Linked DNA regions of Homo sapiens: regions 2 and 3 are each linked to region 1. The links are chromatin loops, found by intact Hi-C in ENCODE. Cell type or tissue: heart right ventricle. All regions are shown on one strand. Links, peaks and the distances in the headings refer to the core of each region. The heading gives the core; the rest is flanking DNA. Region 1 has its middle 27 kb from the start of CRNN. Region 2 has its middle 16 kb from the start of RPTN. Region 3 overlaps FLG2 (filaggrin 2).

What was found. Hi-C counts contacts between places; a loop is a spot of excess contacts. Peaks named below come from ENCODE experiments on the same cell type or tissue, not always from the same donor. Only the 100,000 strongest peaks of a DNase experiment are listed, where the experiment ranks them.
Region 2: it touches region 1 in a loop (3-fold over the local background); 35 of 110 quality-filtered maps call a loop at or near these places.
Region 3: a loop joins it to region 1, with 2.1 times the contacts of the local background. A loop is called at or near these places in 34 of 110 quality-filtered maps.

The regions. Positions count from the first base shown.
Region 1 is chr1:152,436,289-152,446,444 of GRCh38, reverse strand. No RefSeq gene overlaps it. Among named protein-coding and RNA genes, the nearest start is that of CRNN, 27 kb to the right of the region's middle. In heart right ventricle, for the core only: CTCF peaks have their summits at 3,843, 5,188 and 5,392 (motif pointing right); a DNase peak (open chromatin) is centred at 5,424; H3K27ac peaks cover 779 bases; H3K27me3 peaks cover 1,937 bases.
Region 2 is chr1:152,137,789-152,147,944 of GRCh38, reverse strand. No RefSeq gene overlaps it. Among named protein-coding and RNA genes, the nearest start is that of RPTN, 16 kb to the left of the region's middle. In heart right ventricle, for the core only: a CTCF peak has its summit at 5,786 (motif pointing left); a DNase peak (open chromatin) is centred at 5,784; H3K27me3 peaks cover 1,774 bases.
Region 3 is chr1:152,342,105-152,352,260 of GRCh38, reverse strand. It overlaps FLG2 (filaggrin 2), which reads left to right. Exons shown (of 3, transcript NM_001014342.3): 3 at 1-3,526. The coding sequence ends at 1,651. All of the region lies in intron 7 of CCDST (cervical cancer associated DHX9 suppressive transcript), which reads right to left. Among named protein-coding and RNA genes, the nearest start is that of FLG2, 13 kb to the left of the region's middle. In heart right ventricle, for the core only: a CTCF peak has its summit at 4,932 (motif pointing right); no DNase peak of the experiment used is centred there.

The DNA.
Region 1 (10,156 bases), core at 1,210-9,209:
CCATTCTGACACTCATCTCATACATCCTATGTGACAGAAATAGGACACAGGTTTCTGCCTAATGCCAGGAAGACATGACCTTAGGAAATGACTACTCAAGATTCTTAAGGCTGGTGCTGTATGGGATGACAGATCACCTTTCATTATCCTCTGAAAATAGGAAGGACATCGCTGAAGGCAACTCAGTTCAGGAGGATACTCTACCTCCTCAGCTCATAGAGTTGGCTGTTAGAGACTGATTCCAATGAGGACAGTGTTTCTGTAAATGCATAATCAGGACATCTGATCACAAAGCTACAAAACAACAGCAAAACCTCTGAATTGAATGTGGTCACCAAGAACTTAGGACCACTCTCTTAGGCCATTGGTCTTAGAACTATATAGTAGCTCCACATGGGTGAGTTATGGAAAAAGCCAAGTAGGTACAATTCTAGAGTAACTATATCTTAGGTCCTCAACTCCCACCCATAGCACCCTAGCTCCCCTATGTTTGCCCTGAGCCTGAGTGGATGCTCCACTAGATCTGAGTCCTTAATTAAAAGGTGTGGCAACACTTGCATCTCTACCCCCACCAAATGCATGTCAACAGCCAGTTGGCAAGGTTTAAGGGGAAAAGCACATGTTTTGAAGTGAAATAAATCTGGATTGGATTTGAATCATGGAATCCCTGCTTACAGACTTCATTCAACAAATATTTATTGAAGTGATTCTATGCACCACACATTGTGCCAGATGCCGTAAATAAGGGAGAGACACAAATTATGCAAATTTGTGAGCCCCTGGTTTCTCATCTAAAATAAGGTACTAGCTACTTCTTAGAGATGCTGAAAGAATTTTATGAGATAATATGTGTAACTGTAGGCTACTTATTATCATTGTTATTAATAGAAGTAACATGACATCAGTATGTGTGAAAAGCCATACAATTATTTAAATCTTGAACTCAATATTTATCTTAATACATTTACCCTAAAGAAAAGCTCATATATGAATCTTTCATACTTTTCTTTATTTATATAAAGGGGCAGAACGGGAAGGAAATAAAGTGCCGACCAAGTATATATAATTTGAAGGTAGTGGGTGAAATACTTTACATTTGTTAATTCATAAAAATGAGCAAAGGAAAAACTACAAGCAACCTAAATATTCAGCAGTGATATAATGAATGGAATATTATACAGTCATTTAAAGTAATTATAAAGACTATGTAGCAATATAGAAAAATGCTCATTATATCATATTAGGTAGAGAAAGCAGGTTACTGGGTGTAGGTATGCAGATGCTGATTGCAGTTGTGTAAGGTCCATATGCATGAGCACAGCCACACACTAAAGTCACCACTTGCTCTAGAATCACGGGCGTGTGGTGATCCTTTGCTCTCTTATCTGTCAAACTGTTTGTGTGTTGTTTCATTGTTTGTCACATTATTTTTATAGGCATGCTTTTCTTGAGGTGCCCTCTTTGTCAGTATTTCCCTCTCTCCCATATGGCCTACCCATCAATTTTAAAAGGGAAAAATAAAGATATTTTCATGCTTGAAAGTCTTGGCAGGTAGCAAACTTTTGAGGAGGCATCAGTTGCATTCACTTCATTGCTGTTTTCTGAAAAATATATGGAAGAGTTATGCTTTGCACATAGCTTTTCAACTACACATAGCAACCCTTCAAAAATTGCTCTCAGAAATTAAAAACAAACGCACTACTGCAGTAGAATCCCCCAGCAGCACCCACCCGCACTGTCCTCGGAGGGCACACTTTATGTCTCTAGGACACAAGCCAGCACAGGTTGGCTTTCTATCCATTCATCCATTTATTCTACCATCCATATGTCCATCATTTGATGCTTCACTGCCTGTCCATCCACCAAATCCATCCCTCTGTTTATCCATTCATTCAGCCATCCTTCCTTGAAAGGTCATCACCACAAAACTCCCTTATAAGAATTAGAGATTTTTTAAAATGTTTCTCATCTTCATTTGGCTACTCATCTGAAAAGCCAAGGTCAAGGTTACTAAATGGGGTCAGTGAAGCAACAGGACGTGAACCCAGGAGACGTGCTTCTCATCTTCTCCCAGTCCATGGTGGGCAGTTCAGCAGCTGTTTCAGCCACTGGGCAGCCTCCCAAGGCCCATTTTGGGAACAATGAGTCCAGTAATCAGGCCACTATTTGTCATCAGGGCCCGCCCTTGTCACAGCAAGGTTGCTGGCTGGAGCAGAATCTTCAAGGCATTTCAAGCATTTACCACCTAAATCTGTCACATATTAGCCCTGTAGGTGGAGTGGGAGAGGCCGTGCAGTATGACTTGTCAAGCTGCCAGACAAAACCTGCTTCAGTCAATTAAATAATGGGCTGTCATTACAGAAGACTGGATTGTGACCTTCTCAATCAAGTTCTAATTGGGGTTGATGAGGACAATCTACCCTGGATGTTCTTATCTTCCATCAGACCATCACTGTTTAGAGTCCTCCTTTCATCCCTAAAATGGGTGTAGATGGGAAAACTGAGCCTGCATCTGCAGAGAGATGGGGATGTGTCCCTAGAGCAAATTTAAGAATTAACAAACACTTAATTGTATGCTCTACGTGAGATCCAGTACCAGATGCTGAGAATCTAGATGCTGGGACAGACCAAGCACATTTCCTGCCTGTGAGGAACACGCAGACCTAGTGAAGAAAACAGTTACCATCAGTGTGGACAGGGCCATAACAGCAACAAGGACAGGGTGTGATGAAAGCACCCACATGTGTCTAGAGAGAATCCCAAAGGCTTCAAGGAAGGGGCATTGGAACTGGGCCTGGACAGCACACACAGACATGCCTGTTCCCTGCTAGATAAACTCAAGAGACACATGGAGGAGCAAGGAGAGGGCCCACCGCAGCTCAGGGGCAGCTGGCAGCTTACATGGGGTCTCTGGGACAGCAGCCACTCTCTTGCACAGTGTGGCACAGATTTGAAAATGTGAGCCACAGAAGGTCCTGCTGATTGTTTCCAGGATACACTTTAAACCATCATAACTCCAGATCGCTGTTTTTATTCATTTTTCCTAGAATAGATTCTTCTCACCTCACCTACCCCTGAGGCCCCACAACCTACTACTATACCCTACTCACTTTTCAAGGCCCACCTCTCAGGTCACCTCTTCTATGAAGCCTTCCTGGAGACTGATCCACTCACAGACGCCTCCCTTTTTGCCCTCCCAGTGTTTTGTATCTAAGTCCAGATTAAATTCCAGTTAGTTTGTGGAGCCTGTCTCCAGGGACCTCCATCTTTGCATCCCCAGTGCCTGGTACACAGTAGGTACCCAACATCTGACTGCTGACAGACCAACCCCTCCCAGGATTGACTCACGCTGAGGTGATCCAGAAGCACCATCCAAACCCACTTCCCACAGGGCTGAGCTTGTTGTCATGGCAGGAAGCCACCAGTTAACTTGAGAAAAACCAGCCTGTGGAATTCTGCCAGTTCCCCAGCCAGTATGCCCCAGAGTAGCTGCCACCCAAAACCCATGCTGTATTTTCTAATGTTTACAGGAAACTTGGAGCTCACAGAGCACCAGTCAACAATCGGCCACCCAGCGAGCATGGGCTGAGCCCCCACTGTATGGGAGGCACCCTAGCACCAGTGACCCTTTAGTGGCTGGGAAAGGAAGTGGGAGGAACCTACTAGTCATCAAAGATGAGATTAGGTTGTTTATTTTTAATTAATTCAAAAGTAATGTGATTGATGTTATCTTCATTATATTCTTTCCTGACTTTCCCATGCTGGGCCTCTCTTACTAGTATAGCAAGATTTTTTTTTTAAGAAAAATTTTAAGGTAGTCTGAGTGGAAAAGCAAGGAGATCCTGAGTATGCAGGGAAAAGAAAGGGGTCGCCAGTGCACTGAGCGGGAAGAGGGTGTGGGACTGCAGAGGTCTCTGAGGGCCAAGGGAGTGACGTTGCCAGCAGCCCAGGCCGCACGTGGCCAGCCTTCTTTAGTTGCTTTCTCTCCCTGCCCCAGCTCACCTCTCATCCAACTCAAACTCTAAGCCTGGGCCCTTCGGGATTTTCTGTATGGTTCGTTATCTTGCACTGCGTGGGAACAAATGATTCTGCCTTTGTGTTCAGAAAAAAAAACAGGAGTGGGGGTGATTTTTTTCAAAGGAAACTTTATTTGGAAAACCAAAAGAAAAGCAAAACAAAAGAGAGCCACCAGGAAGGGGCTGAGGTAGAAAACTGTACCAAGCACAGAGTCCTTATCCTAAACCATCTGAAGACCAACTGTCTTGGCTGACATGTGGACCCAGGACCCAGCACCCATCTCTGCAGAGATCCTTTGCCTGGCCCCCAGGTGCTGCCCCCACACATTTACTGGCACAGTCTGGGGAGGTGAAAAGAAAACACATTTGCTGTTTCTCACCTGGGGGCTCTGAACAGAAGTCAGTTCTACCTACCCATTCCCCACTGGCAGCATCCCCAGTCAGTCCTTGGTCTCCCTTCCAAGCCAGTGTCTGCCAGCAGGAGAGCTGACTGGATTTTTCTCTCCTCCTGCCTCCCTGTACTCCTACCAGGAGGTGCCAGGGCTGGATTCCCCTGGTCTTAACCTGCTCTCAGGAGCCCTCACTGGTGCATTTCTCTGGTTTCCGTTCCCCGTTTTAGCCTCTGGTCAGCAGGCCACTGGGCCTGTCACTGGCCATCTTGGCAGTCATCCTTGTGGACTTTCCTCCCCAGACCCCCTAAGATCTGGTGCCAGTGCCTGTCCTGGCTCTTGTGCAGGACTTTCTAGAGCTTGTCTCACTGGCAAACTCTGCTCAAGGCCCAGCAGGCACTGCACACATCTGGGCAGTGGTGGTTGTTTCTCAGCTCCCAGCCTAACCCTGTAACTTAAGGTCCGCTGGGCACAGGTCCCTATCGTTTAGCTCTGCCCAGAGCCCCACTCGTCATGGCTACTCTGCCTTCAGCTGTTCCCCTTCCTCCTGATGTGAAACTCAGTGCTCCCACCCCACCCCCACCTCCCAAAGTATGAAGATCCCTTTTCAAATCCCAGCTCTGCCATCTAACAGGCTACTGACTTGAACAAGTCTTTTGAACTTTCCAGGGAGAAGACACGTCTGTAAAATCGGGAAAACCATAATAATTAACCCAAAGGATGGCATGAGAGAAAATACAGGTAAAAATGCCTTGTAACTGTAGCCCTGTGTGCAGGTTGTTTTGTTGGCCTCTGCCACCGGCTGATCAGTAGCTTCGCTGTCTGTCTTCACCACCTGAAACACATTCTCTCTCTGGTTCAGGACGGTGCGCTCCTCTCTGAATTCTGGCTTCTTTGCAGGCTTTCGGTTATCCCTCTGTCACCTATTTGCTGCTCAGTTAGTGGCATGCTAGGCCTTCCTGCTACACGTTGACTTGAACACTAGGTGGCAGCCTGACCCATATCTTGCTGGGGTAACTCGGCCCTCTGCCGGGATGGGAACCGAGACTCGAGGCTTCCACCCCAGCTACCCTTACAGCTGCCACACTGCCTTTTCTTTCATGGCTGTTGGCAGCAGAGAGCCAAGAAAGGCTCCCCGTTGCTAAACACAGGCCGAAGCCTTGGAGATGAAGGGAGATTTGAGCTGATCTGAAGTCAGCTCTTCTACCAGCTGGGGCTTCCTTTGTAGAACAAAGACTTGAGACAGCCTTTGGTGGAGGGTGAAAGAAGCTGAGGCCTGGGCGGTGGCGGAGGACTTAGCATGGTGGTGACCTTTTAGCCCAGAAGGCTGCTTTGCCGACTGGGCCTGGAGTTTCCTGTGGACCCTGTGGCCCAGAGGACCTGCTGGGATCCCATTGCATTGGAGGATACAGGCTGATGTTTACCTTTCTCTACTGACTCCTTTCCCTCAACATGCAAGCATGATCAAGCCTTTCCCATTTTAAAGTAATCTTCCAACTTACCTCTCCTTTCATCATCCTCTCTCTTTGGCCTTACCATCTTAGCGAAATTTATTGAAAAGTTATCTTTGCTCTCTCTTTCTTCATCACCTCCCACTCACTTGTTAGCCTACGGCATTCTGACTCTCTTTCTCCTGCACTTCCAGGTCTGTTACTGAAACAAATTTGGGGTCCACCCGCCCAACACAGCAAAGCCAAACACTGACATCAAGATTGCAGAGAGGGGGAAAGTGAGGCATTTATTGCAGGGTGCCAAGCAAGGAGAAGTGGGTAGCTCATGCTTAAGACCTGAACTCTCTGATGCTTGCAATCAAGGGTCTTTGAAGGCAGGGGAAATTTTCAGGAAAGCAGAAATTACAGAAAAAACTGTAAGTCAATACACGGAGGTTATACATTGGTTTGACCTAAAAAGGTGGGATATCTTGAAGCCTGGTGGGAGTAGCAGGGAGGTGAAGGGGCCTTACGGGTCATAGGCAGATACAAAGATTTTCTGATTTGCAATTGGTTAAGGGAAAGAAGATTTGTTTAAAATGTTTGGGACAGCAGAAAAAAAATGTTAGCTCTGGTCCGTGGGCATGACTTCCTCCAGGCCCCTAAAGAAGAATTTTAGGACAAAGAAAGATGGTCAGAGTTCAGTCCTCAGTTCCCCCTTATCTGAGGTCCATGTGCCAGTGGATCCTGTAGGTGGGGGTCTAGATTTCTAGAAAACACTTCAGGGACATATGTTAAGATGATATCTTTGGTTTCTATGGGAAATGTAACATCCTGTGACTCTAACTTCCTTGGCTATTTTTTTAGGTTACTATTACCTTCTTGCTTACGAAGTTGCCCATTTATTTCTCAGGGCTAGCGAGGTGCCTGGAATTTCCCTTGAAGGAACTCGGGATTTTTCTTTATTTCCATGCGTGGAGGGTCCCACAGGATCCTAAAAGGGGTCCCTGCTCCATCTCAGGTCTACTGTCTCTGGTACTGGCCATGCTCTTATATTGTCAATGCCAAGCAACTTTCAGTCTTCATCTTACTGTGTCTCTTTGATGCAGGCCATATTTGTGCTCTCTCCTTGACACAATTCTTTTCCTGTTTTTCTCCAATCCTCTTTAAAATGTTCTTGATCTGCTTTATACACTTCACTCAAACCCAATACTCTCAACTTTTTAACTAGGACTTCTATACTGAAGATTTCCAAATCTTTTACTTAGGACCCGGCATTCTCAGTCCAGTTCCTTATCTCCAGTTAACTCAACATGACCAAAACTGACCTCATCTCTCTGCCACCAGCCCTGATTCAACCAGTTCCTTCTCTGATTTCTGTCTCAGTGAAGAGCATCACCAGGGACCCAGTGGTGGCCAAGGTCAGACCATTAAAAGTCATTGTTGATCCCTCTCTGCCCCACAACACCCACATCCACTTCATAGCCATGTCTAATCAATTCTACCCCCTTAAAAACCTCTCAAATCTCTCCCCATCCCTAGTCCAACTCCCCTGCCCAGGCCAAGTCTCCATTCTCTTTTTCCTGAATAAAGGCAACAGACTCCTATTTGTTCTCCCTGCATTTGTTCCTGCCCCTTCACCACTGCATTGTCCTCACTGCAGACAGTGTCCTTTATAAAGCGCAAAGCTAAACAAGTCATTTCATTTGTAAGCTCAAAACCCTTCGGTGCCCTAAGGGTAGTGTCCAGACACTGTTGCAAGGCCCAAAAGAACCTTCCTGACCTGACTCTGCCCACATTCTCCAGCCACATAGCTTAGCAACCTCCACCTCTCCCCAAACACACACTGTCTCTCTCTCCCCAACTCCCCTCTATCCACCCTCATCAAAAGTGTTCCTGGGAATCCTATGCTCTGCCTTCCACCGCACCTTCGGTCTGAACTACTTCTTTGGCTGCCTCCTTTTTCTCCATTGAGGCTCAGTTCAAGAATTGTCAACTTTCTAATCCTAATTCTGTGCTGGGTGCCCCTTCCCTGTGCCTTTTGGTTAAAGTACTCAGTGTTGTGATTGTGTGACTGTATGTCACTCGACAACTCAGTTTCAGTGAAAGAATTGCATCTTTTTTATCTTTGGGTTGGTCCCCAGCACTAGGTTCACTACCTGGCACTGAGAAGGGGCTAGACAGATATTTGATGGGTGGGTAGATGGGAATATTGAAAACTATTTTCCAGAAAATGTTTCCTGCTTATTCAGAGGTGATCTAGTATTTTGATTCCTCACCTTAACTCCAAGCCCACATGGTACCTATTAAATGAAGCCAAACCCAAGACCTCAGAATGACCCAAAGCAATGCAACTGGATGCTTTCTCCAGAACCAGGTGCTGGAACATCTTTGCTAGGTTCACTACTAAAAAGTTTAGGCACTGTCTCCTGCCTCACTCCTAAGTAGAATCAGCCATGCAAGATGCCAGCTTTGCTCTCATTTCAGCCTAGAGGGATTGCTCTTGCCAGACCAGGTAGACAAGAACTGCAGCTAAGCACTGTAACCAGAGAACACAGCCACCCTCTCTGCAGTTTGTCCCTTGCAGGACAAGGAACCTCTGAGCATGCTTGTGTCTGCCTGGAGAAATCCAGAACAGAAGCACAGAATGCAGAGCCCCCACTAATAATTTAAATGAGATGCAAACACATTCTTAAGGACAGAGAGTTCTCATTCTTATTAATGGTGATAACAAGGCAACTATAATATCACCAACAGTGCTGCCTTAGATTTGCTGGGAATATTTTACAGGCTGAGTCTTTGTTCATACTCTCCTCTGATTGTTCTCCCCACCATGCCTCTTATCCATCCTTCAAGACCCTGATGCAAATACACAATCTGAGAAGCCTTCCCAAGGCCACCCACCCCAGTCTGAATTAACAAGTTTTTTTTCCACGCCTCTGTAGTACATTGTTCATATTTCTTTTACAATACTGATACCAAATTGTGTTTCTTATGCATGTGTCTTTCTTATGTCTTTGTCTGTGTCCCTGACAAAGTTATAAATGCCCAGCAGAAAGGAAATATGGTTTATCTATGTCTGCATATCCCATGGTTCCGGTCCTGCATTCCAGGCATTTGATAAATATCCATTGAATTGATAATAATTGTCAAACCATTGCAAAGCAACAGGCAGAAAACTAGGTTCATAAGTTCAAAGAGAATGGAGAAAATAGGATTGATCATGTGGGTAGAGCTCATCTGGGAAGATTTCCTGAAAGAGGTGTGGCTGGATAAGACTGTACAGGGTGGGGCTGACAAGCATGAACCCTAAGTCTCTGCATGATCCTGACTGTCATCTTAAATTCTGGGAGGGAAAGACCAGGCTTTACTCCTTCCTTATCCGTCTTTGCTCCCCACCCCAATATAGGATAGCAGCAGGAGAGTTGAGTGGTTAGACATGTGGGCTCTCAAGACAGACTGCCTGGATGTGTAGCCTAGCTCAGCCACTTAACAACTGTGCAAGCTTGAGCTGATGACTTCACCTCTCTGGTCTCAGCTTTCTCATTTGTAAAGTAAGGACAATATAATACCTACCTCACTGGATTATGTGATGATTAAACAAGTTAATCTATAAAGCATTTACAAGGTGCCTAAAGCTAATCTCAATGCTTTATGTAGATTAACTCACTTAATCTTCACACAGCCCAATAACATTGGCACTATTTTCATACTTACTTTAAGGGTGAGGAAACTGAGATGCAGAGAAGTACACTATTGTGAGATTAGGGCGGGAAGGTCAAAGCTAATATGACAGTCATTAGCATAGCCTCCCCAAACATGTCAAACATTCCCCAAACATGACTAACTTGGACCTGCCCACCCCAAACCAGCCAGCACTTCCTTTAAATAGCCAGAACCACAGTCAGAGCTCTAAATAATAACTTTCCTAAAGAAAAGACATACAAATGGCCAGCAGGTATATGAAAATGTTCAACATCACTAACAGAGAAATGCAAATCAAAACCACAATGAGATATCACCTCACTCCAATTAAAAAAGCTATTATTAAAAAGACAAAACATAACAGATGTTGGTGAGGATGTAGAGAAAAGGGAACCCTAACCCTACACACTGTTGATGGGTAGGGTGGAATGAAAGCTAGTACAGCTACTATGGAAAACAGCATGGAGATTTCTCAAAGAACTAAAAATGGAATTACCGTTCAATCCAGCAATTTTACTACTGAGTATCTACCCAAAGGAAAAGAAATCAAAGAGATACCTGCAGTCACATGTTTATTGCAGCATTATTCACAGGAGCAAATATATGGAATCAACCT
Region 2 (10,156 bases), core at 1,052-9,051, 300 kb after region 1:
TACTAGAGAATATCCAAGGAGAAATATTGGGCTGGAGATCCCCAACATAGAGTCTGCACTGGGGCACTGCCTAGTGGAGCTGTGGGAAATGGGGCCACTGTCCTCCAGACCTGAAAGTGGTGGAGCCACCAGAAGCTTCCATTCTGAGCCTGGAAAAGCCACAGGCACTCAATTCTAACCCACAAGAGCAGTCACAGGGGCTGCACTCTGCAAAGCCACAGGTGCAGAGCTGCCCCAGGCCTTGGGAGCCTACCCTTTGCATCAGTGTGCCCTGGATGTAGGGCATGGAGTTAAGGATTATTTTGAAGTTTTAGGGTTTAATGCCTGCCCTACTGGGTTTCAGACTTTTGTGGGACCTATTGCCCCTTTTTTGGGCCAATTTCTCCCTTTTGGAGTGGGAATTTTTATTTATCTATTTATTTATTTATTTATTTATTTATTTGTTTATTTGTTTATTTTGAGATGGAGTCTCACCCTGTCACCCAGGCTGGAGTGCGGTGGCATGATCTTGGCTCACTGCAACCTCCACCTCCTGGGTTCAAGCAATTCTCCTGCCTCAGCCTCCTGAATTGCTGGGATTAAAGGCAAGCGCTACCACATCCAACTAATTTTTTATATCTTTAGTAGAGACAGAGTTTCATCATGTTGGCCAGGCTGGTCTCAAACTCCTGACCTTGTGATCCGCCTGTCTTGGCCTCCCAAAGTGCTGGGATTACAGACATGAGCCACCACACCCAGCCAAGGAGTGGGAATGTTTACCCAATGCCTATGCCACCATTATATCTTGGAAGTAAATAACTTGTTTTGTATCTTACAAGCTCATAGGTGAAACGAACTTGTCTTGAGTCTCATGAGAGACTTTGGACTTTGGACTTGATATTGGAATGAGTTAAGACTTTCTGGGGCTGTTGGGAAGAGAAGATTATATTTTTCAATGTGAGAAGAACACAAGATTTGGTGGGCTAGGGGTAAAATGGTATGATTTGGATGTCTGTCCCCTCCAAATTTCATGCTGAAATGTGATCCCCAATGTTGGAGGTGAAGCCTAGTGGGAGGTGTTTGGGTCACAGGAGCATATCCTTCATAAATGGCTTGGTGCCCTCCCAGGTAATGAATGAGTTCTCATTCTGTTACTTCATGTGAGAGCTGTTGTTTAAAGGAGACTGGCACCTCCTCCTCTTTCTCTTGCTCTCTCTCTTGCTATGTGGTGCACCTGTTCTCCCTTTGCCTTCTGCCATGATTGTAAGCTTCCTGAGGGTCTCACCAGAAAGAGAGTAGATGCTGGCACCATGCTGCTTGTACAGCCTGCAGAACCATGAGCCAAATAAGCCTCTTTTTTAAAATGAATTACCCAGTCTCAGGCACTCCTTTACAGCAACACAAAACTAATACACGTTTCTTCAAGAAAAGGTTCATGCCTTATTCATTGTATCACCTAGAATATTTCAGGTAAATATTTGGTGGATGCTTGCCAAATCAAATTCAACTGAACAGACTCTCTCCATCACATCATGACTCTTTTCCTCCATGCCCGGCACCACCATTCTATGCCCATTGTCATATCCTACGGGTAATGTTGCTTTCATTCACCTCACTTTCTCCCAAAACACAGTACCCAACATTTTTCTCTCTCAGATTTCCTGTGCACTGCATACCAACAAGCCCCTAAACACCCCTAAATGGTAGCTAGGTTCCCCTCAGCACCACCAATGCCCTCCCTGAATTGTAGGATCCCAGGTTGTGACCATTCTATTTTCTCACTCCTTAGACACTTCCTTACTTCTTCTTCTCCCTTGGAGTTCAAACCCAACAATTCCTAACCATCAACTCCTTGAAAGGCCAATTTAAAACTTATCTTCTCTAATCATCCCTCAATGACAAACCCTTCTTTCTACTGTTGATTTTCATCAGTGTGAATCACTGGCTGAACTGTATGCATTTTGCTTGCTGATGTCAGCATATACAAGTGTTCTTCCGTTGTTCCTGTTATGTATTTCATTGTTCCTTAAAAAAAGCTATAAGGTCATTAAGAAGCTGACATGTCTCCTGATTTCTTTGAGAACCAAGCCGAAAACGAATTTACACCATTTTTATTAGGTAACTTATTACGAGACTTACTAAGGCAGTAGGAGCCTAACTTGAATTGAGCATTTACTGAGTACCTGCTGTTAAAATACAATATCTGGCTCTTGCTCTCGCTCTCCCTCTCCCTCTCCCTCTCCCTCTCCCTCTCCCTCTCCCTCTCCTCTCCGTCTCCCTCGTCTCCCCACGGTCTCCCTCTCCCTCTCTCTCCACAGTCTCCCTCTCCCTCTCTCTCCACGGTCTCCCTCTGATGCCCAGCCGAAGCTGGACTGTACTGCCACCATCTCGGCTCACTGCAACCTCCCTGCCTGATTCTCCTGCCTCAGCCTGCCAAGTGCCTGGGATGGCAGGCGCGCGCCACCACGCCTGACTGGTTTTCGTATTTTTTTGGTGGAGACGGGGTTTCGCTGTGTTGGCCGGGCTGGTCTCCAGCTCCTAACCACGAGTGATCCGCCAGCCTTGGCCTCCCAAGGTGCCAGGATTGCAGACAGAGTCTCGTTCACTCAGTGCTCAATGTTGCCCAGGCTGGAGTGCAGTGGCGTGATCTCGGCTCGCTACAACCCCCACCTCCCAGCCGCCTGCCTTGGCCTCCCAAAGTGCCGAGATTGCAGCCTCTGCCCGGCCGCCACCCCATCTGGGAAGTGAGGAGCGTCTCTACCTGGCTGCCCATCATCTGGGATGTAAGGAGCCCCTCTGCCCAGCTGCCCAGTCTGGGAAGTAAGGAGCGCCTCTTCCCAGCCGCCATCCCATCTAGGAAGTGAGGAGCGTCTCTGCCCAGCCACCCATCGTCTGAGATGTGGGGAGCACCTCTGCCCTGCTGCCCCGTCTGGGATGTGAGGAGCGCCTCTGCCCTGCCGTGACCCCATCTGGGAGGTGAGGAATGTCTCTGTCTGGCCGCCCCGTCTGGGAAGTGAGGAGCCCCTCTGCCCAGCAGCCACCCCGTCTGGGAAGTGAGGAGCATCTCCGCCCGGCAGCCGCCCCGTCCGGGAGGTTGGGGGCAGCCCCCACCTGGCCAGCCGCCCCGTCCGGGAGGGAGGTGGGGGGCAGCCCCCGCCTGGCCAGCACCCCGTCCTGGAGGGAGGTGGGGGGAAGCCCCCACCCGGCCAGCCGCCCCGTCCAGGAGGGAGGTGGGGGGCGCCTCTGCCCGGCTGCCCCTTCTGGGAAGTGAGGAGCCCCTCTGCCCAGCCACCACCCTGTCTGGGAGGTGTACCCAACAGCTCATTGAGAACGGGCCATGATGACGATGGCAGTTTTGTCAAATAGAAAAGGGGGAAATGTGGGGAAAAGATAGAGAGATCAGATTGTTGCTGTGTCTGTGTAGAAAGAAGTAGACATAGGAGACTCCATTTTGTTCTGTACTAAGAGAAATTCTTCTGCCTTGGGATGCTGTTAATCTACAACCTTACCCCCAACCCCCTGCTCTCTGAAACATGTGCTGTGTCCACTCAGGGTTAAATGGATTAAGGGCGGTGCAAGATGTGCTTTGTTAAACAGATGCTTGAAGGCAGCATGCTTGTTAAGAGTCATCACCCCTCCCTAATCTCAAGTACCCAAGGACACAAACACTGCGGAAGGCCACAGGGTCCTCTGCCTAGGAAAACCAGAGACCCTTGTTCACTTGTTTATCTGCTGACCTTCCCTCCACTATTGTCCTATGACCCTGCCAAATCCCCCTCTGTGAGAAACACCCAAGAATGATCAATAAATACTAAAAAAAAAAAGAAAAGAAAAAGAAAAAGAAAAAAAATACAATATCTTAAAAAGTAACTTGCATTCCTAAGAGGAAAAGGCACTAAAAGCAATGATTAAACAAATACCAAAACCCCTCTGTCACACCACTCACAAAAATTAACTTGAACCAGATAATAAACTTAAATGTAAGACTGAAACCATAGAACTTCTAGAAGAATGCAAATCAAAACTACAATGAGCTAGCACCTGTTAGGATGGCTACTGTCAAAGAAACAGGAGATAACAAGTGTTGGGGAGGATATGGACAAAAAGGAATCCTTGTACACTGTTGGTGGGAATGTAAACTAGTAAAGCCATTATGTAAAACAGTATGGAATTTCCTCAAAAATTAAAAATAGAACTACCATACTGCAGCAATACCATTTCTGGGTGTATATCTCAAGGAAATGAAATCAGTATCTCCCAAGAGATGTCTGCCCTCTCATGTTCATTGCAGCCCTATTCACAATAGCCAAGAAATGGAAACAATCTAAGTGTAAGTCAATGCATGAATGGATAAAAAAAAAATTGTGGGGGGTGTGTGTGTGAGAGAGAGAGAGTATGTGTGTATGTGAGAGAGAGAGAGTGTGTGTGTGTGTGTTCTGTAATTGGCCATAAAAAAGGATATCTTGCCATTTGCAGCAACATGGATGAAGCTTGAGGGTATTATGCTAAGGGAAATAAGTCAGTTAGAGAAAGACGAATACTGTATGACTCACTTATATGTAAAATCTGAAAAAGTCAGACTCATAGAAACAGAGAGTAGAATGGTGGCTGCTGGGGGCTGGGGAGTGGAGAAATAGAGAGATATTGGTCAAAGAATACAAACTTTCAGTTCTAAGATTAATAAGTTCTGGAGATCTAAATGTAGAACATAGCAACTGTACTTAGCAATACTGTATTGTGTACTCGAAATGTGCTGATATTCTGATAAAAAAAGAAATTTGCTAAGAGAATAAATCTGAAATGTTCCCACCACAAAAGAAAAAGATAACTTTTAACAATTTTTATTTCTAATATTTATGGGTACGTAGTAGGCATATATATTTATGCGGTACATTAAATACTTGAGTACAGACATGCAACACTTAATAATCACATCATGGAAAATAGGGTATCCATCCCCTCAGGCATTTATTCTTTGTGTTACAAACCATTTAATTATACTCTTTTAGTTATTTTTAAATGTACAATCAAATTATTTTGACTATAGTCATTTGGATGTATTATAAAATACTAGGTATTATTCATTCTTTAAAATATCTTTGTACCCATTAACCATCTCCACCTCCCCCCAACCCCCCCCACTACCCTTCTCAGCCTCTAGTCACCATCCTTATACTCTTATACACATGGAGATGTGTTCAATCGTTTTGATTTTTATATCCCACAAATAAGAGAATATGCGATATGCCTGGCTTATTTCACTTAACATAGTGATCTCCAGTTCCATCCGTGTTGCTGCAAGTGACAGTGTCCAATTCTAAAAAAGGTAACTATGCTTTAATTAACTTGATAATGACAATCATTTCACAATACATATGTATATCAAGTCATCAGGTTGTACACCTTAAATTTATATAATTTTGTTTATCAATTATACTTCAGTGAAGGAGGAAAAATTAAATTTAAGATACAATTTAAAAGATTTTTTAAGTAGCATCATTCAAAGAGAGAGACAGAGCCCTGGACTGGGAGTAAGGAAACTTGAATTCTAGTTCTGGCACTGTTACCAATACCACATCCAATCTTGGGTCATGTGTGTCACCAGACTGTGCTCCAGTTTTCTCATCCTTAAAATGAAGAGCTGAAACAATGCAATCTATAATGTCTCTTTCAAGACTGTAATGCTATGATTTCATAACTAAATGTCTAGATCAATCAGCTAGCCTGGTTAAGTAAATATTCCAGAGGCTGAAAACACCCTGGATGCAAACTGGAGGAAACTATTCCATGCAGTTCTAGTGCCGCCTGCTGGTCAATGGATTCCTTAAGACATTCCCTCCTTAAGAGATAGATATCTAAGCAAAGTGACAAATACTGTTGCAAAAACAACAGGTCACAATTTGGCACTCTCTGCCCAGTGAACAAGTAATACTTTTGTTGTATAGTCTGGTCACCAGTTTCTGCTGAAACAGTTAATTTGTGTGAAAAGGGACACGTGCTGGTGGCTGCCTGATTGGGTGTCCCTGGCAACTGTTTTTGTTTGTCTTTTTGGTTTTTTATATCACTACCCCAAGCCCAATTATTGTAGGGCTTTGCTCTAGTTTTGCTTGCCACTGAATGAGACACATTCAGTTCATTCAGTAAATTCAATCCCAAATAGCTATTGAGCATTTTACTAGATTCCCTAACTGTGCAAACAGATGTAGTGTGCTACGAAGTTACTAGCAGAGGTTTTGAGTCCAGTAGAAATAGATTCCAATCTTGGCCCACCTACTTAACATCCTGTGTGACTTCAGCCTTGGTTTCCTGACTTTAAATTTTCAATGATATCTTCTTTATCAATTGCCTGTAAGGATTTGTGGGGTGCCTGGCATGGAACCTGGTGTGTTGTAGGCACTAGAGAACTGTGAAGACACAACTCATGCCCTGAAAGAGCTTGCAATTAGGCAGGGATAGAGGCAGGTGCTTAGCTATGCAATGTAACAATGATTCAATGTAACAATATTTGCTGATCACTTCATGTACACCCAGGGCTGTAACAGACGATGGTAAGACCCTAAGAAAGAAAATGCCATGGAGGTTCAAAAAAGGGGCAGATCACTTGAGGTGGGGCAAAACAAGTGTCTTCATTGTAGAGAAGGCATCTGTCCAGGATTTTAATAAGTGATAAGAATTTAAATAGACAGATTAATATTGTCCTTGTCCTTAAAATCTCACTTCATACTTCATCTCCATAAAGTCATTCCCTACTCCTACCTTAGTCATCAACTTTTCCACTCCACCTTTCTGTTCCTATTATTCTCAATCCTCTATTGTGGAATTCTAATTCATTCTGCTTATTTTAAAGTTCATAATGCACTAAAAGCAACAATTAAACAAATATCAAAACCCCTCTCTCACACCACTCACAAAAATTAACTTGAAATGGATAATAGACTTAAATGTAAGACTGAAACCATAGAACTCCTAGAAAAATGCAAATCAAAACTACCTAACATGTAGGCTAGCACCTACATGTCTCCTGTTTTCTTTGAGAACCAAGCAGAAAATGAATTTGCACCATTTTTATTAGCTAACTTATTACAAGACTTACTAAGGCAGTAGGAGCCTAACTTGAATTGAGCACTTACTGAGTACTAGTGTTAAAATACAATCTCTTAAAAAGTAACTTGCAGTGTGCCTTTCATACTGGATCATAATCTCCCTAAAGCCAAGGAAAGCATTGGTCTTATTCATTTTTAAGGCTCAGCAACGCAATGCCTGCTAATAACAGCAACATCTTACATATGTACCTTCGGGCTGCAGTTCAAAAGCCTTAGATTCATGCATTCATTCAACAAACGCTGATGACAACAATTTTCTGGACACTGTGCTGGGCACTAGGGGTACAGATGCCGGATGTCTTCTATCAAGGACTCACAATCTATGAGCAGGAAGACAATCACAATTCCATGTGATTAATCCAAAAGAATAAAACAATTATTTATAAATAGGAGTAAAAAAAATAACCACTACTAGCTTTCCCTGAGCACCGAAGTGTGTGGCAGGCACAATACTGAGTGCCAGGTATATCCTTATTCCATATAATCCTCTCATGAACTCTAGTAAGTTAGGTGCTTCTTATCATGTCCATTTAACAGATGAGAAAGCTGAGGCTTACAGAGATTAATAACTTACCCAAAGTCAAATATCTTCTAAGTGGAGAGAAAAATCATTCAAATCCATGTCTGACTTCAGGAGTCTATGTTTCTAAATCCCTTCTTTGCCTCCCAAACCAATGAAAAGAGCCTACATGATGGGTCCTGCAATCCGTGGAGTAGAGTCTTGTATGTAACTAAATCAAGCCAAGTCTTTGATAGAACAGCCACACATAAGACATGATGCACAAACATGAATCATGCCATCCCTGCCCTCAGAGTTCACAGCCCACTAAGAGATGTAGTATATTTAAATCACACATTTAATTCAAAGAATACTGTGCTAGGCTTATAATCAAGCACAAGGGCCAGGGGAGCACAGGTAAAGAGAAAATTACATCTGGTTGGGGAATACTAGTGGGACGCTTGCTGGAAGAAGAATTTGACCTGAGCCTTTGAGAATGAATAGGCTTTAGAGAAGCAAATATGAGTGAGGAGGAAAAATGGTCATCAGCTTTAACAACAATAGGTATGAGAGATTTGGCTGGGGCTTTCATTGATTCTAATCATAATAGGAAGACAGCAAACTATAATTGCAATGCCATTCAGGACATAGGCATGGGCAAGGACTTCATGTCTAAAACACCAAAAGCAACGGCAACAAAAGCCAAAATTGACAAACGGGATCTAATTAAACTAAAGAGCTTCTGCACAGCAAAAGAAACTACCATCAGAGTGAATAGGCAACCTACAGAATGGGAGAAAATTTTTGCAATCTATTCATCTGACAAAGAGCTAATATCCAGAATCTACAAAGAACTCAAACAAATTTGCAAGAAAAAAACAAACAACCCCATCAAAAAGTGGGTGAAGGATATGAACAGACACTTCTCAAAAGAAGACATTTATGCAGCCAACAGACACATGAAAAAAATGCTCATCATCACTGGCCATCAGAGAAATGCAAATCAAAACCACAATGAGATACCATCTCATGCCAGTTAGAATGGGGATCATTAAAAAGTCAGGAAACAACAGGTGCTGGAGAGGATGTGGAGAAATAGAAACACTTTTACACTGTTGGTGGGACTGTAAACTAGTTCAACCATTGTGGAAGACAGTGTGGCGATTCCTCAAGGATCTAGAACTAGAAATACCATTTGACCCAGCCATCCCATTACTGGGTGTATACCCAAAGGATTATAAATCATGCTGCTATAAAGACACATGCACACGTATGTTTATTGTGGCACTATTCACAATAGCAAAGACTTGGAACCAACCCAAATGTCCATCAATGATAGACTGGATTAAGAAAATGTGGCATATATACACCATGGAATACTATGCAGCCATAAAAAAGGATGAGTTCATGTCCTTTGTAGGGATATGGATGAAGCTGGAAACTATCATTCTCAGCAAACTATCGCAAGGACAAAAAACCAAACACCACATATTCTCACTCATAGGTGGGAACTGAACAATGAGAACACTTGGACACAGGAAGGGGAACATCACACACCGGGGCCCGTCATGAGGTGGGGGAATAGGGGAGGATAGCATTAGCAGATATACCTAATGTAAATGACGAGTTAATGGGTGCAGCACACCAGCATGTATACATATGTAACAAAACTGCACGTTGTGCACATGAGTTAGATGATTTCTAAGTTAAACTAGATGATCCAACTCCATGATTCAATGATTTAAAGGGGTCATCTAGTGCAACCTCCCACATAACCAGGAAATCTCTGCCTTGACATCATTGCCAAATGGTCTGCCAGCTTCTGCCAGAACGTAGTTTTAAAATAATAAAGCTATGGGATATTTTCACTATGTATCTTACTCCCACTTATGGTATAGCCAGATGAGTTTGTGGTGAGTAGTTGAGAAATAGAAGCAGTCACACTTGATACCTAATCCCTCCACGTGTCTGAGCAGAGCACTGAGGGGCTTGTAAATCACACCACGGATGCTGTCCTAGTAGGTCCAATGGTCTATGCAGCCACTGCCCATATGCTTGCTCTGAAAAAATTCAGCCAAGCTCTTTTGGGAAACATCTATACTTCCAATGCTGCCAACCTCTTCAAAGAGTTATTTCCCCACATTTACAAGCTAAAATGGTCTAATTCTTCTCCCTTCATTTGTCTTTGAAGTTCAAAGAAAGGGTCCTCTATTTTTATAAAATTTGCTCCCAAGAAAGATAGGAATTTCCAGAAGACTAGGAGTCACATTCAGCAGCTTGAAATAAGATTCAGTGAACTACTAAACACTCCTCTTCTTTATAGTTTGTTTCCTTTGAGAGGAAAAAAAAAGCCAGAAAGCTGAAGAGCCATCTCTCCATGGAAATTAAGAAGACTTTTCACCACAATTTGATGAAATAAAACTCTATAAAGAAACCAACAGGAAACTAGTATAAGGAAAGGAGTCAGACTCCTCGACAACCTACTGGGTCTTTACCAGCTTGAAATATCCTGGCCATTGATACGTATACTTTATTCAGCATTTATTTGTTAAGTTATTCATTCAATAAATATTGA
Region 3 (10,156 bases), core at 1,255-9,254, 94 kb after region 1:
GAGACATGGAACTACTCATGGACAGACAGGAGATACCAGTGGACATTCTCAATCTGGTCATGGACAGTCCACACAGTCAGGATCCAGTACAACTGGAAGAAGGAGATCTGGCCACAGTGAGTCCAGTGACAGTGAAGTGCACTCAGGGGGCTCACATACACATTCAGGACACACACACAGCCAAGCCAGGTCTCAACATGGAGAGTCAGAATCCACAGTTCACAAGAGACACCAAACTACTCATGGACAGACAGGAGATACCACTGAACATGGCCACCCTAGTCATGGACAAACCATACAGACAGGGTCCAGGACAACTGGAAGAAGGGGATCTGGCCACAGTGAGTACAGTGACAGTGAAGGGCCCTCAGGGGTCTCACACACACATTCAGGACACACTCACGGTCAAGCTGGATCTCACTATCCAGAGTCAGGATCCTCAGTTCATGAGAGACACGGAACTACTCATGGACAAACAGCAGATACCACTAGACATGGCCACTCTGGTCATGGACAGTCCACACAGAGAGGGTCCAGGACAACTGGAAGAAGGGCATCTGGCCACAGTGAGTACAGTGACAGTGAAGGGCACTCAGGGGTCTCACACACACATTCAGGACACGCTCATGGCCAAGCCGGATCTCAACATGGAGAGTCAGGATCCTCAGTTCATGAGAGACACGGAACTACTCATGGACAGACAGGAGATACCACTAGACATGCTCACTCTGGTCATGGACAGTCCACACAGAGAGGGTCAAGGACAGCTGGAAGAAGGGGATCTGGCCACAGTGAGTCCAGTGACAGTGAAGTGCACTCAGGGGTCTCACACACACATTCAGGACACACTTATGGCCAAGCCAGATCTCAACATGGAGAGTCAGGATCTGCCATTCACGGGAGACAGGGAACTATACATGGACAGACAGGAGATACCACTAGACATGGCCAGTCTGGTCATGGACAGTCCACACAGACAGGTTCCAGGACAACTGGAAGACAAAGATCTAGTCACAGTGAGTCCAGTGATAGTGAAGTGCACTCAGAGGCCTCACCCACACATTCAGGACACACTCACAGCCAAGCCGGATCTCGACATGGACAGTCAGGATCCTCAGGTCATGGGAGACAGGGAACTACTCATGGACAGACAGGAGATACCACTAGACATGCCCACTATGGTTATGGACAATCCACACAGAGAGGGTCCAGGACAACTGGAAGAAGGGGATCTGGCCACAGTGAGTCCAGTGACAGTGAAGTGCACTCATGGGGCTCACACACACATTCAGGACACATTCAGGGCCAAGCTGGATCTCAACAAAGACAGCCAGGATCCACAGTTCATGGGAGACTGGAAACTACTCATGGACAGACAGGAGATACCACTAGACATGGCCATTCTGGTTATGGACAATCCACACAGACAGGTTCCAGATCTAGTAGAGCAAGTCATTTTCAGTCACATAGTAGTGAAAGGCAAAGGCATGGATCAAGTCAGGTTTGGAAACATGGCAGCTATGGACCTGCAGAATATGACTATGGGCACACTGGGTATGGGCCTTCTGGTGGCAGCAGAAAAAGCATCAGTAATTCTCACCTTTCATGGTCAACAGACAGCACTGCAAACAAGCAACTGTCTAGACATTGACAGTTATTTTCTAGTTCTGACCTTATAGTATCCAAAGCAACTAAAAGAACAGGAAGACACAGTTTAAATCATGAACAGTCAATGGTAAGTTATGAACATTCAGTTGATTCTCAGTATCAGTCTCGACCTATTATTATAAGAAGTCAGGAATCTAGTCATGGACATTCTATAGTAACTCATAAACAGTCAAACAACACCTATGTTCAACCTGGATATAACACAGCCAGAAGGGAGGGATGTACACATAGCCAGTCAAATGACCACCTTGGATTTGGCCATGGACAATCCATATCAGTTCATGGCCATTCAAAATCTAGTTCAATCAGAAAACAGGAATCCCATACTGATAACAAAAAGCATTCAGAAGATTGGGAGAAAGACACTCATGAGCAATTAGGATCTAGGCATGGGAAGTTAGAGTTCAATACAATAGGTATACATGGATCTAGCCAGCAACATTTCGGAGATACAACTTTTCATGGGCAGGTAAGATCCAGCACAGGTTTTGCCAGATAGGTATTAAGTCATGGGCCATCAAGAGATGCCTAGGGTCAGTCTGGATTCAGTACCAATGAAAGACAAGTATACAGCCATGGCCAATCAAATGATAGTTATGAGTAGTCAAATGACAGCAAAAGTCAAAGATACATTTTCAGTCACTTTCTTGACAGCCAAGACCCTGCAGGAATTGAAGAGTATAGGTATAGATATTCATCAAGCAGTGCAACCATATGCAGTGGGGGAGACAAAGGCAAGAGTCAGAGTCAAGTCTGTCAGGAGGTATCAGAATATACGGTGAGGATGTGGGCAAAAAACAAAGAGGCTCTGAGGCCAGCGGTTACCATACAAAGGAAAGAACAGGCTCTGGTTCCTTCTGCTTAGATAGCAACACCCCACTCTATGAATATGTCCAAGAACAAAGGAGTTATTACTTTGAATAAGAAGCCAACATAAACTAGCCCAAGATAAGAACTAACCCAGAGAAGAAATGAGACACATACATGAAATTAAGGTATTTAACATGATCTCCTCTTTTGGTAGTAAGGGTATATGTCTGTTCTTTCATTTTAACTATAGTTCTGTACTATATTACTTTTGTTTGGTGCCAGGTGTTTTTGTAAGGCTCCACATTCATTGAACTCCTTGGTTAGAAAATAGTGAATGAGGCCGGGCGCGGTGGCTCACGCCTGTAATCCCAGCACTTTGGGAGGCCAAGATGGGTGGATCACGAAGTCAGGAGTTCGAGACCAGCCTGGCCAACATAGTGAAATCCCGTCTCTACTAAAAATACAAAAATTAGCTGGGTGCAGTAGCGGGCACCTGTAATCCTAGCTACTCAGGAGGCTGAGGCAGGAGAATTGGTTGAACCCGGGAGGCAGAGGTTGCAGTGAGCCGAGATCGCACCACTGCACTCCAGCCTGGGTGACTGAGCAAGACTCCACCTTGAAAAAAAGAAAGAAAGAAAATAGTGAATGGAAGAAAAAGATAAACACCATTTGGGGCTATATTCAGAACTATATAATAAAGAGAGATTTGTGTGGTTGGGAATAAAATTAGGTTTTAAAAAAATTTCCGAATTTCAAAATTTGGATTTTCCAGATTTTGTTTTAATTAATTATTGACAAACCTATCCAAGGAGCTAAATGACGTGGTTTAGGAGCCAAAACGTCTCTAGAAACATTATAACACATCCCATCCTGAACAAAGAATGTTGTCATAGTTTCCCACATGAATATTCAGAATATTTGCATCTTTTTGTGTCACTACTGGAATTCTGTACAATTATATTTAAATTTATTGTCATGGCCTTCTGGATATAGGATCCAGAAAATTGTACTTCATAAAAATTGGCAATAAACATTTCATCAAGTTATAGTTTCTCTTCTCTTTCATCTCCACAAACACATAGTTTCCTGCCATGGGATCAGATGCAGTTTTCTTCCACCTCCACACAGCTAGATGGCAGTGAAGCACTCAGGTACTAATAATAAGGACTCCAAAGAAGACAAAACTCAACCATATCTGATCTTTTCCTCAATCTAATCGCTGTCCAATGCTTCTGTAAAGCATTTACAGAAAGGCTTTATACTGATGAGTTGACCTCAGATGTTCTGGTTAATCATGATCATCACAGCAATTATTATCAAACATAATCCCAAGAAGCTACTTTCTAAGACAACCCAAGCTCTGGAAATAAGAATTATACACCATGGATTTTCTCTGTCAAAGATATTAATGGAAGAATCACTATCAATAGAAGCTAATTGGGTCCAGAGGTTTCCAGTAGAAGAAAAACAGTTAAAAATATATTATTCCTGCCTATAAGGAGAAAATACATGAATTTATTATGAATAGTGAGAGAAGTAATGATGAGTAGAAGAATTATGTACAAAATGCACTATCCTCAGTAGAAAGTTTACTACTATAAAACCCAAAGAAAATGTGCAGACTGTCAGAACTAGTAAGAACTTTAAAGATTACTTCCTTAATTTGGAAGTTAAAATAAAAAAGCCAAGCACACCGCATTTAATTAAAAGAGTGATAATTCTCACCATTAAATTTGGTGCTATCCAAATTTATCCTCTTTTCACTCAAAAATCAAGCTACTTTTCCTCCACCTTCACTTTTGGAATTCAAACTAAACTGAAATTCATCAGTGAGTGTTCAAAATCACAAGTCCCTATTAGAAGCAGAAGTTACATGAAAACAACAACAACAACAAACAGGCTCATTCTTCTGATTAGACTCAGAATATATCTATCTAATCTAGTTTTTAAATTGTAATATTAAGAAGGACTTGTACTTTATGAACTTTAAATCGTACTATGTAATCAACATAACACTAGTCTGTTAGTTTGCTAGTGAAAAAGCTACTGTTATACTATTAATGATACTCAGCAAAATTACTGTGTATATAGGAGTTAACGCTAGTAACCAATTCATACCAATCTATCTATCACCATTTATTCACTGAATATAAATACTAATTATCAAAGAACAATTAGAAATTTAAATTTGATATTTAATCTCTTTCTATTATAGATAAAGTAAGTCTATACCTATAATAAAAAGAGAAATCCATAGATTTTTATCCTACCTCTGCACAGCTAGATGGCAGTAAAGTAAATCTATGGATTTACTTTATTTACAATAGAAGAGATTAACTTGCTAATTGGAAGTGCTGCTATGACCAAGGTATAGGTTTCTGATTCTCAAGCCAAAGCTCTCTCTCGTGTCAGGGCGTCTGCACTCATTCCATACATCTGTAATTCCATATTCTACCGCTAGACGGCGGTGAAACACTCAGATACTAATGATGAGTCCAAAGAAGGTAAAACTCAACATCTGATCTTTCCCTCAATCTAATCACTGTCTAAAGCATTTACAAGAAAGAAAGGCTTTATTCTCTAAGTATACGTTTACAAATGTCTAAAGTTTCACTGGTATCCTGAATAAACGTTAATGTGCCTTTATTGTATGTGTGTGTAAATATGTATATGTGTATATATAAATATATAGGTTATGTACATAAATGACCCCCATAATCCCTTAACCACACCCATTTGAAATTTAAATGTAATATATTCCACATTGCTAAAACTCTCAATAATATGTTTTAATCAAATAGGGGGCAATTGTTCCTTATAAATTACACCAGAAGTATTAAATAACTCAAAAAGAGTTACACATCTCCCTTCTAAGATAAAAGGAAAGATAAAAATGAGACATCAGGTATGGTCTACAAAGAAAAAGTTCAAAACTGGGGTGCCCCCATGTGAAACCTCTGTGAACAGTTGAATTTCTTAGATGCTAGAAAGAGAAGTGTCATAGGTACATACCGTTAGATATTTCCCCTCTACTACCATCTGTGTGCTAGCAACCTGTAGGTAAAGCATTTCTGTGCCAAGAAATACCCAGTGATGTCAAACCATGGCTGAGACTGTCATGGAGAGTACATGGCACTGAAGAGGAACTCTGGGTGGCCAAAATGGGAGGAAAGAAAGATAAAATTCCTCTTCTTACAAACTTTCTAGATAAAGATGACCTTTGGATGAGGGAAATTGAAGGTCAGTTTGTAGCAGACACACTGCATGCACTTGCTGTTCTGTTAGAGTGTAATACATAGTCCCTGTGTTCCAAGAGTCCTTGATAACCAGAGAAGACTTTCTAATACTACATGCTGAGTACAACCTTTGTGGAGCACTCTAACACAATCAAAGGTGGGTATGTAAACTGTGGGGAAATGAGCAAGAAAAAGTAGAAAATCTTTAAAAAGTAAAGATTGAGGCAATTCTGGATTTGGTTGGAAATTAATCAAGCGAGCAGACAGAAGCTTCCTCTCTAATAATGATTTGACACAATTAAAAGGCCACTAACTCAGGCTTTGAAACTGGTTTTAAGCAACATCTTACTGAATCTTTGGAAAACATGGTAAGTGAAAGTGAGTGAAACTCTCCTTAAAAGTGCATAGAATTACCAGTAGAAGTTCACAAGTATATTTTTTGCATTATAAAGCCATCTAACACAAAGAAGTATGAAATTTGCAAGGAAAAACATGTTCATTTTCTAAAGATTGTTTAGATATGTTAAGTTGTCTCATATTATTCTTTTCATTTCCCCACAATGTACAATTAATAAAAATCTTATGTTGTCTTACTTTCTACAAATAAAGTGCAGTAATTAGGAAAAGGATGAAATGGAGGAACAGCCTCTGGTTCCAAATCACTTAGATGTGTTTCTGGCTTTACCACTTTCTCTAGAATTAAAGTTTTAAGAATTGGCAGGTTATCCGTTTTTAATTAGAACATAGAAATGAAGGGTGGGAGAGGCAGTTTCCTATACTGAGGCTATTAGAGAAGAGGAAATATAGAGAGACCCTAAAATTCACAAATAGGGTGATCTGCTTTGGCTACAAGAACAAAATTTAAGGAGCTCAAGAACTTACATACAAGTACAGACAGATTATCCCTAGCTTAAAGTCATTACTTCAAGATTCCTCTGAGGCTGATTAAGAAACAACAACAAACAAAAAAATCTGTATCAAATCTACTGGTTGCTGCTTTCTAAAACTTGGTACAAAATATTCAATATTTGTGTTATTTATTCCACTCTGGATTAAAAAAAGAAAATTAAAATTTACTGAATGCCTACTCACTATGTTTCAGACACTTGCTCTAAAACAACCTTGCAAGTAAAAAATTAACCATACCTTACAGACAAAATTGAGGATCATGGAGGTTAAAAAAAAATCCTAACAGAGAATACACATCAAATGTTACTTTCCCTCACTTTCTTTCCTCTAAAAATCACTTTATGCTTCCTCTTTTAGAATCAATAGACTAGATAGGTAGATCGATGATAGGTGATAGAGATAGATAGATGACAGATAGACTAATAGATAGATAATAGACTTCAAATATATTTTTAAAATTTTTAAATGTTAAAATATTCTCCATACCTCACTCAGTAGTATCATTCTTTATTTTTTGTCAAGAGGGCTTTAATAGGACAGTAGTTCAACCCTTCTTCTTCCTTAAATTCTCAAGATGACATTTTGTCAGCTCTGATGTTGTTTGTTGCCTTGCTAGGCTAGCTGAATGTCTTAAAAACCAATCAACCAGTAAACAAATAAAATCATGTCTCATCCAAACTAATTTTTTTCAGGTAGCATTAAAAAATGTATTAGAGCCTGCAATTGTTTCCATTTGGTGCAATTTCAGAGGCTAGACAAGGGTTATGTTTTCTCCCAAAGTGTACCACATAGGCTCTAGATTTGAATATTTGCAGATTAGGGGAATACCCAATAGGCTTCATTTTCCAGCAACATTACTAGTTCCTACTGCCAGTTCCTACTGCTCTTTTCTTTACAATACTTGCCCCATTCTTCCTAATACCTTTCCTGACTAGTTTTGTCAGGGCTGAAAGAACAGATGGTTGAGCTCCACCTATGTGTGACCAAACATTCATATTTCTACAGCTCTCCTGCAACATATAATCCAAGAATGTGGGCTAGGCTGATTAGTAATCTCTCTATGATTATTTTAATGACAGAATCCAGATGATGCAGATAATATGGGTGTTGTCAGTGCAACATTAGGGTCACTCTTTCACTCATCTATTCATTGGAGGGAAGTTAATAACAACTTAAATGACAGATAATGTACTTGATACTGAAATTAGAAATAGAAGACATTGTCCCTGTTCCTTTCTTTATATGTTCATCAAGGAGACCAACATATGAGAAAACAACAGATATGAATGCTGTGGCAAGTACTATAATAGACATGATCAAATAAGACATAATCAAGGAACTATTATTGATCACGTCAATTATAGCACTTGCCACAGTATGATCAGTATGCGAAACTGCCTCTCCCACACTTCATTTCTATGTTCTAATTAAGAACTGAAAATTTGCCAATTCTGTTTAATTCTAGAAAAATTTGGTAAAGCCAGAAACACATCTAAGTAATTTGGAACCAGAGGGTGATCCTCTGTTTTCAGTAAAGTGATCAACTAACCCTGATTAAAGGTGAAGAAAGGATTCAGAGAAATCTTAAGGAAAGAGGAGAATTTGCAGTGGGTCTCCAGAGATGGTCAGGAGTTATTCAGGTTTATCTGAGGAGACTAACTACTCCAGGCTTTTGTTAAGTGTACGTAAAGTCTTAAAGTAAGAAAGACCATAGTGAGCTCAGGGAACCTGAAAATAATCCAGCATAGCTAAGACATAGGTTGTATGTGGAAGCATAGCAAGAAATGATGTTGGAGTAATAGGCATGGGAAGACTGTAAAATGAAAATAAAGATAAGTTTCTTTGGAATCTTTTGTAGCAAGTTAAATATGAATAAAAATTAAGATACTATGGAAAATTGTTAACTTTTTATTTAAAATTGCATAAATGGTATGATTCCATTGTGTTAAATAAATTTTGTCTAACTCTCCATCCAGCTGCATACAAAGAAATCTGAAATAATGTTTTCCAGAAGTTAACACTGATTATTTCTATATGATGGAATCCGTGATGATTTGTTGCTGTCTTCTATTACAATTTTCTGTATTGCTTGACTATTTTATAATTAAGGAGCATTCATTCTTTCAAATTTAAAAAGTCACTAAAATAAAATATAAACGAACGCATATGTTTACACTCACACAAAGTATAGACAGAGAGACTTCGGAGCAAAAGAACATGATCCAGATAGACAAAGAATAATTCCTGCTCCAGGGAACTGGGAAAACAAGGTCATTCAGGCAAACAAAGAGAGGTCAGATCAAGAAGAAATGTGTCGTCAAAGTCATACAATAGAGCGAGACTTAAGCTTAGGTTATTCTGCTGGAAGGAGGCAAAGTGTTAACACGATCAGAGAGTACAGTTAAAAAGAAGATCTAACTGGGGTGGAGATCCAAGCATTTTTATGAAAAACTCCCAAATGGAATTATTTTGTGTGGCAGATCTCCAAGCTTTGGTCAGCATTTCTGGCATATAGGATCAGTTTTCTATTATGAATTTGGCTCTTGTCAGCCTTCTAGCTAAAAAATATGATTGCAAAAAAGTCCATTTCACTTAGAGAAAAAAGTTAAAAGTTATTCATAAAAACAAGAGATTGAGCATGATGACAATGTCCAGGATGAAGGTAAACCATAGTTTTCTCCGTATTTTTTATCCATTTAATGAACAATTATTTCTACAGAGAAGTAATTCTCAGTAGAATCAGCAGAAGTGATTCTTGAGGATTTCTGCCTCAAGTCCCCTTTTTGCTCTTAAAAATTACTGAGAAACATGAAGAGCTTTTGTTTATGGGGATTATGTCTACCAATATTTTCCATATTAGAAACTAAAACTGAGAAGTTTTTAAAGTATTTATTCATTTAACAAGTCCATTACATATTAACATACCATATTTTTATTAAAATGTAACTATTTTTAGAAAACAATTAATGAGAAGAGTGGCATTGTTTTACACTTTTGAAAATCTCATTGATGTCTAGCTTAATAGAAGACAACTGGATTATAGTACCTAGTTCTGCCTTCCAGCTGTTGTGACATCACACATCTAGAAAACTCTACTGGATACTTGTAAGAGAATGAAAATTAAAAAGACAAATAATATCTTAGTATTATGATGAAAGTAGTTTTTACTTCACATGCACCCCAAGACTACATATTGAGAACCATGGCTATAGAAAATTCTAGTAAGACCTTTAAAAAGTGTAACTCTATTATTTTTTGCAAGGTCTTTAATAAGCATTCTAGGCCTTGGACCCTCTAGGTGAGAAAAAAAGATAAAAAGTGAGGAATATGAGGCCAAATTTTGGAAGAAACTAACATTGATTGAATGCCTATCATTTTCCAGGTTTTGGACAAAGCTGAGTTTCTACTGGTTTTCTCAGAACTCAAAGAATTTTCCAGCCTTAATCACTGACTATTTCAAAGTTTATCACCTTCCTCCAATGAGCTAAAAAAATCACAGGCCTAGCCTACTGGCTTAGGGATTTAAACTTGCT